2 separate regions of the Homo sapiens genome follow, and region 1 is linked to region 2. The links are chromatin contacts, found by Hi-C in ENCODE. All regions are on one chromosome and are shown on one strand. The core of a region is the stretch at or near the end of the contact, and the rest is flanking DNA. Distances in the headings are between cores, read along the strand shown.

Region 1 (3,673 bases), core at 822-3,321, 84 kb before region 2:
AAATCAAAATAAACAAGGAATTAGCGGAAGTTACAGGTTAGATAAAGTGAGTTTAACAAATAATTATGAGTAGCTTTTTTCTTATTTTCTGCAGGGCACCATTATAAACTGGCAGTCCTGAAGGACCTTGTCTTAGAGTTGCTTATGGGAATAAAAATGCTTTATTGTGTGTGTTTGTATGTTTCTAAAGGAAAAAAGATCTATCCCCTTTTCTTGACTGGAAAAACCTGGGTTTAAGCCAACCTGATTTTACTCTATAAATATTTAAATCTCCTTTCTTTTCTCTAGTCATTTCTGATAATTCCTCTACTTTATACTGATAGTGTGGTAGACTCTGAAGACACATGTCGTAGGTGCATCTGGTGGTGACCGGGGTGCAATTTAAATTCACAAGAGCAACCCCAAATGGAGTGGGCGAGTGGCCAAATTACAAAGTTCTATGCATCCATAGGAATACACCAGATAATTAGGGATTCTAATTAGAAAAGTAATATATTATTATGGAATGAGCTCCAGGCTTCTGGAAGCTCATTTAAAATGTTAAGTTTCTTTGGAAGGTCTTTATGTTTTCTTTTCATTTGAAGACCCAAATTCCTTTTGCAAAAATCAGTTTTAACTTAAAACCTTTAACATGTCTGCCTTTAATTAATTTTCAGGGTTCAAGGACTGTACATTGTAGGTTTATCCTATCAATTTGATTCTCAAATCCTGGTAGATGTCCCCAAAAGAAGAAAAGAAAAAGCATAAAACTCCATACTCAAAAGTGCCCATTAGTCAGCTTTCACCATGCCAAGTTGTCAAGCGATATCACAGTTATGATCTTTAAAGCATTCAAAAAAAGCTGGAGAACTTTGTGTGAAGAGCTGGATTTTATGGCTTTTGTGTGTGCCAAAGGGATTGTCCAACAGAAAGTACCCTGGAAAGCCTAATTATTACTCCACATATAGTACGTGGCATTATAAGCTATTTTGAGGTTTTTGGAAAGGGAGAGCTATGAGTGACAACCACAGCAGGGCGTGCTGAGGAATTTAAACCCAACTCTATCATCTCCCTGTTGGCAGAACATAAAACACATAATGCTGTTTTAGTAATCAATCTTTCATGTATTTATTTTAAGGAAAAATAATTTCATTAAAACTTACAGAGTGGGAAAAGGAGTGATATAAAAGTCAACACAGTACATTTATATTCAATGAGAATTATTTTTTAAAACATTATGGCTGCTATTTACAAGGGTGGCGTTCGTTTTATACTTAAAATCACAGCAGCTTTTGTAACACTTTTTTTAGGAAATAATGAAAAATCTGATTTGGATTACGACTCAAGTTGAATATTTTTAAGAACTCTTTAATTCTTATACATGTCAGTTGTATAAACAAAATAATGTTGGGAGAATGAACTCAGAAACTTAGAAGCTATCAGTCATTTTTCAGATTTGCCTCTATGCTTTGTTATTCTATTATGTTTGAAAGGGTCTTCAGACAGAGATGAGAATTTAAAGACAATAAATGAAGAGCATTGTTTTATGATTGTGACTTCAATATGCAAGTCTAGTGAGAACTATCTCTAAGTCAGATTTGTGGATATGTCAGTACTGTTTAAAATGAAATTCAGCTGTCTCCCCTCTCCATCCTGGAAGCATTTTATACGTCAGCATTGTCTACTGTTTAGTTGCAGAATATTTTGCTCAGTGGTCATTATAACTTTGGAGGGCACGCCTTAATGCCTAACATGTGTAAAAGGTATTTACCTATAGTAACCAGTAATTTTACTTACATTTTCTCCCAAGCATTGTGGAATCTCAAAAGCCTTCGACTCTACGCTTCAAGTCCAAAAAAACTAAGCAGATTTGTGATACCACTTCTTTTTCATGGTTCTAGATAAAACAAGTAAGAATTTTCTTTCTAGTAAAATAAATGGATTTGCTTCTCTGGTTTTCTACTCTAAGTACTAAGAAAAAGGGAGGTACAATACTTAAAGTTAAGGATTATTGTAACTAGGATAGAATAAATAGAAACAATTAATTTTCCCCGTAGATCTATATCCATGACCAAGGATAAATGAAAACTGTGACATTAGGATTTGAGACAGTGTTTTGCTATTTTGTGGTTATTTCAGACTTACTGTTTTAAAGCAAAATCAACTTATTACCATTTTGAAAATGAGAAAAACCAAATCCAAGTTTTGATTCAGACTTTACTAATAGTTCTATGTCACATGATTAATAAACCTCTGGGGGATATAACTTTTAAATATTATAATAAAAATAAATGATATTTGGCTTTTTGTTTTTCCCTTTGAGGGTGAAATAGAGCTAATGGTCTTTGAATCTGACCTCTTTGCTGCTATTCCCATTTTTTCCAAAAGGTGGCGCATGTGTAATCTTTTTCTTTATCAGGGTGCAAAGAACCTGGGGAGCCAGAGGGACCTGAGTGAATTTTCAGAATTGTTTTTCTTCAACAAACTCAAGGTGGCCACATCAGAAATCTGCATTTCTGCAATGGCAGTTTCTTTATGCTCAAAGAACCCTTCAAATAAGAATTAATCTGATTTTGTGAAAGAAAAACATGCTTCCTATGCTTCCCATCTTAGTTTGGTTTAAACTTTGGAGTTCTTTTTGCCAAGTTTATTTTATAATGTTTTTCTTCCTTTCTGATCTTAGACTAAAGTTCTATTTTTTTAAAGATAACCTTGACTCATGTGGAGTTGTCCTTCTTAATTAGAATTCATAAGCAACACACAAGTATGTCTGGACTCTGTCTAAACAAAGCTCTTTGACAGCACAAATGCAGAAGGATAAATCTATCAGACAGGAGAAATCTTTTGAACTATGGGCAGATAAGAGGGAGTCAGAAGTACAGAGGGAAAGGAAAACATGTTGGAGAGATTCTGATGATGAGACAGGAATTCACAGATGAGACCTAAAATCAAACACACAGTTTTTCCCAGCAATTCACTTAAATGTGCTTCCAAACTCTGTAGCTGAAAGAAAAATTTAAATATGATCTAACGAAGTCCAACCACTTCACTTTACAGATGAGGAAACCAAGTCCCAAAAGATGAAGCCATGTATTTAGTGAAACACAACTGAATTCTGTTCTGTTTCTGGTGAAATAATACAAGAATCTGTCAAAGAGGTGTGTTAAGTCACAAGTTGCAGAAAGCAAGACTTAATAGTTTTGAAAATTGTAGTCTTTTAAATCATGATTCTTTTTTATTTAGGCTTGTATTATTTTGGTCACTATGCTGTTTTAGACACTCTCCTCTGCTCCACAGATGAATATGGTCATTCATTAGCCATTAAGTTGTAGATCTGTGCTGTCCAATGCAGTAGCCATTGGCCACTTGAGTATTTCATTGAATTTTAAACTAATTTAAATGAAATGAAATGAAAAATTTAGTTCATCCATTGCACTAGCCGTATTTCAAGTGCTTAGCAGTTGCATGTAGCTAGTGGCTGCTATTTAAACAGGGCACATATACAGGCATAATTGTACTTCACTTTATTGTGCTTTGCAGATATCGCATGTTTCACAAATTGAAAGTTTGTGGCAACTCTGCATGGAGCAAGTCTATTGGTGCCATTTTCCAACAACATGTGCTCACTTCGTGTCTCTGTGTCCCATTTTGGTGATTCTCACAATATTTCAGACTTGTTATTTCTGTTATGGTG
Region 2 (3,388 bases), core at 740-3,239:
CTACTTATGAGTGAGAATATGCGGTGTTTGGTTTTCTGTTCCTGTGTTAGTTTGCTGAGAATGATAGTTTCCAGCTTCATCCATGCCCCTGCAAAGGACATGAACTCATCCTTTTTATGGCTGCACAGTATTCCATGGTGTATATGTGCCACATTTTCTTTATCCAGTCTAACACTGATGGGCATTTGGGTTGGTTCCAAGGTAGAGTAATTCCTTCCATTGTATTTTTTGTCAAGATTGTTTTAACTATTCTTGAATCTGTGTGTTTCCATATAAACTTTAGAATAAGCTTGATTATGTCTATACAAATCTTGCTGGAAATTGCATTAAACATATAGATCAATTAGAAGATTGTTCATATCTTGAATCACAGTTCATTAACATAGTAGCTCTCATCATTTATTTAGGTCTTTGATTTCTTTTTTTGCAACCCCTGCACTTTTTTGCTTTCCATTTGCTTGGTAAATATTCCTCCATCCCTTTATTTTGAACCTATGTGTGCCTTTGCATGTGATATGGGTCTCCTGAATACAGCACACCAATGAGTCTTGACTCTTCATCCAATTTGCCAGTCTGTGTCTTTTAATTTGGGCATTTAGCCCATTTACATTTAAGGTTAATATCATTATTTGTGAATTTGGTCCTGTCGTGATGCTAGCTGGTTATTTTGCCTGTTGGTTGTTGCAGTTTCTTCATAGTGTCAATGTTCTTTACAATTTGGTATGTTTTTGCAGTGGCTGGTGCTGGTTTTTCCTTTCCATATTTAGTGCTTCCTTCAGGAGCTCTTGTAAGGCAGGTCTGGTGGTGACAAAACCTCTCAGCATTTGCTTTTCTGTAAAAATTTGTATTTCTCCTTTGCTTATGAAGCTTAGTTTGGCTGGTTATAAAATTCTGGATTAAATTTTTTTTTTAATAATATTGAACATTGGCCCCCTCTCTCTTCTGGCTTGTAGAGTTTCTGCTGAGAGATCCGCTGTTAGTCTGATGGCCTTCCCTTTTTGGATAACCCGACCTTTCTCTCTGGCTGCCCTTAACATTTTTTCCTTCACTTCAACCTTAGTGCATCTGATGATTATGTGTCTTGGGGTTGCTCTTCTCTGGTAGTATCTTAGTGGTGTTCTCTGTATTTCCCAAATGTGAACGTTGGCCTGTCTTGCTAGGTTGGGGAAGATCTCCTGGATAATATCCTGAAGAGAGTGTTTTCCAGTTTGATTCCATTCACCCCATCACTTTCAGGTACACCAATCAAACATAGGTTTGGTCTTTCCACATTGTCCCATATTTCTTGAAGGCTTTGTTTGTCCCTTTTTATTATTTTTCCTCTAATCTTTTCTTCTTGCTTTATTTCATTAAGTTGATCTTCAATCTGTGATATCCTTTTTTCCCCGTGATTGATTCGGCTATTGACACTTGTGTATGCCTCCTGAAGTTCTTGTGCTGTGCTTTTCAGCTCCATCAAGTCATTATGTTTTTCTTTAAACTGAATATTCTAGTTAGTAATTCCTCTAACCTTTTTTCAAGGCTCTTAGCTTCCTTGCATTGGGTTAGAACATGCTCCTTTAGCTCAGAGGAGTTTGTTATTACCCACCTTCTGAAGCCTACTTCTGTCAATTCATCAAACTCTTTCTCTGTCCAGTTTGGTTCTCTTACTGGAGATGAGCTGTGATCCTTTGGAGAAGAAGCGTTCTGGTTTTTGGAATTTTCAGCCTTTTTGCACTGGTTTTTCATCATCTTGGTGGATTTATCTACCTTTGGTCTTTGATGTTGGTGATCTTCGGATGGGGTTTTTGTGTGGACATCCTTTTTGTTGATGTTGACGATATTCCTTTTTGTTTGTTAGTTTTCCTCCTAACAGTCAGGCCGCCCCTCTGGTGCAGGTCTGCTGGAGTTTACTGAAGGTCCACTTCAGACCCTGTTTGTCCAAGTATCACCAGCAGAGGCTGCAGAAGAGCAAAGATTGCTGCCTCTTCCTTCCCCTGAAAGCTTCATCCCAGAGGGGCACCCACCAGATGCCAGCCGGAACTCTCCTGTATGAGGTGTCTGTCGACCTCTGCTTGGAGGTGTCTCCCAGTCAGGAGGCACAGGGGTCAGGGACCCACTTGAGGAGGCAGTCTGTCCCTTAGCAGAGCTCGAGCACTGTGCTAGGAGATCTGCTGCTCTCTTCAGAGGCTGAAGACAGGAACATTTAAGTCTGCTGAAGCTGCGCCCACAGTTGCCCCTTCCCCCAGGTGCTCTGTCCCAGGGAGATGGGAGTTTTATCTCTAAGTCCCTGACTGGGGCTGCTGCCTTTCTTTCAGAGATACCCTGCCCAGAGAGGAGGAATCTAGAGAGGCAGTCTGGCTACAGCCGCTTTGCAGAGGTGGGCTCCACCCAATTTGAACTTCGCAGCCGGTTTGTTTACATTGTGAGGGGAAAACCGTCTACTCCAGCCTCAGTAATGGCTCACACCCCTCCCGTCACCAAGCTTGGCATCCCAGGTTGACTTCAGACTGCTCTCCTGGGAGCAAGAATTTCAAGCCAGTGGATTTTAGTTTGCTGGGCTCCATGGGGGTGTGATACGCTGAGCTAGAACACTTGGCTCCCTGGCTTCAGCCCCCTTTCCAGAGGAGTGAAGGGTTCTGTCTCGCTGTAGTTCCAGGCACCACTGGGGTATGAAAAAAAAACTCCTGCAGCTAGCTCGGTGTCTGCCCAAATGGCCGCCTAGTTTTGTACTTGAAACCCAGGGCCCGGGTGGTGTAGGCACCTGAGGGAATCTCCTGCTGCAGGTTGAGAACAAAAGCATAGTATCTGGGCTGGAATGCACCATTCCTCAGGGCATGGTCCCTCACGGCTTCCCTTGGCTAGCGGAGGGAGTTCCACAACCCCTTGCACTTCCTGGGTGAGGTGATGCCCCACCCTGCTTCGGCATACCCTCCATGGGCTGCACCCACTGTCTAACCAGTCCCAGTGAGATAAGCTGAGTACCTCAATTGGAAATGCAGAAATCACCCACCTTCTGCGTTGATCTCGCTGGTAGCTGCAGACCTGAGCTGTTCCTATTTGGCCATCTTGCCACCCCATCTAAAGGGCAGTTCTTAAGATTATGGCTGAGGTAAGTCATTGAAGAAATACGAAATCAAACAGTATAGCCTGTAAAACATCAACAGGACTTTGAATTAAATAAAACAGTAAATACCACTACAATCATAAATAGCGAGATGAATATTTAATAATATGCAAAGCACCTTACCCCCGGAAAAGAGAAATTGTTAGGTATGATACTCATATTTTCAGAAAATATTAATCAGAGATGCTTACTCTGGGAATGTTTCATGTGGTTATGCAAAAACTTTGAATACATGGCTGCAGACTTTGTCATAAAACTCAGTCTGTTCTTGGCACCATAATT

What was found. A loop is a pair of places that touch in the nucleus more often than their neighbours do. Pooled maps may share reads with other maps.
Region 1: a loop to region 2 is called in a map of cardiac septum, with 4 times the contacts of the local background. The contact joins the promoter of LINC02823 here to the enhancer-like site in region 2. A Hi-C loop is called at or near these places in 4 of 168 maps with a recorded cell type or tissue (cardiac septum, heart left ventricle, left lung and 1 more) and 7 of 50 pooled maps.

Annotation. Positions count from the first base shown.
Region 1 is chr12:91,325,324-91,328,996 of GRCh38, reverse strand. LINC02823 (long intergenic non-protein coding RNA 2823) reads right to left here and starts at 2,071. Exons shown (of 4, transcript NR_183611.1): 1 at 1,777-2,071. All of the region lies in intron 8 of LOC105369896 (a long non-coding RNA gene), which reads left to right.
Region 2 is chr12:91,241,937-91,245,324 of GRCh38, reverse strand. No RefSeq gene overlaps it. Among named protein-coding and RNA genes, the nearest start is that of DCN, 61 kb to the right of the region's middle. Within about 2 kb of position 1,989, at least 3 of the 41 ENCODE cell types and tissues checked have a DNase peak (open chromatin) inside an H3K27ac peak, as active enhancers do.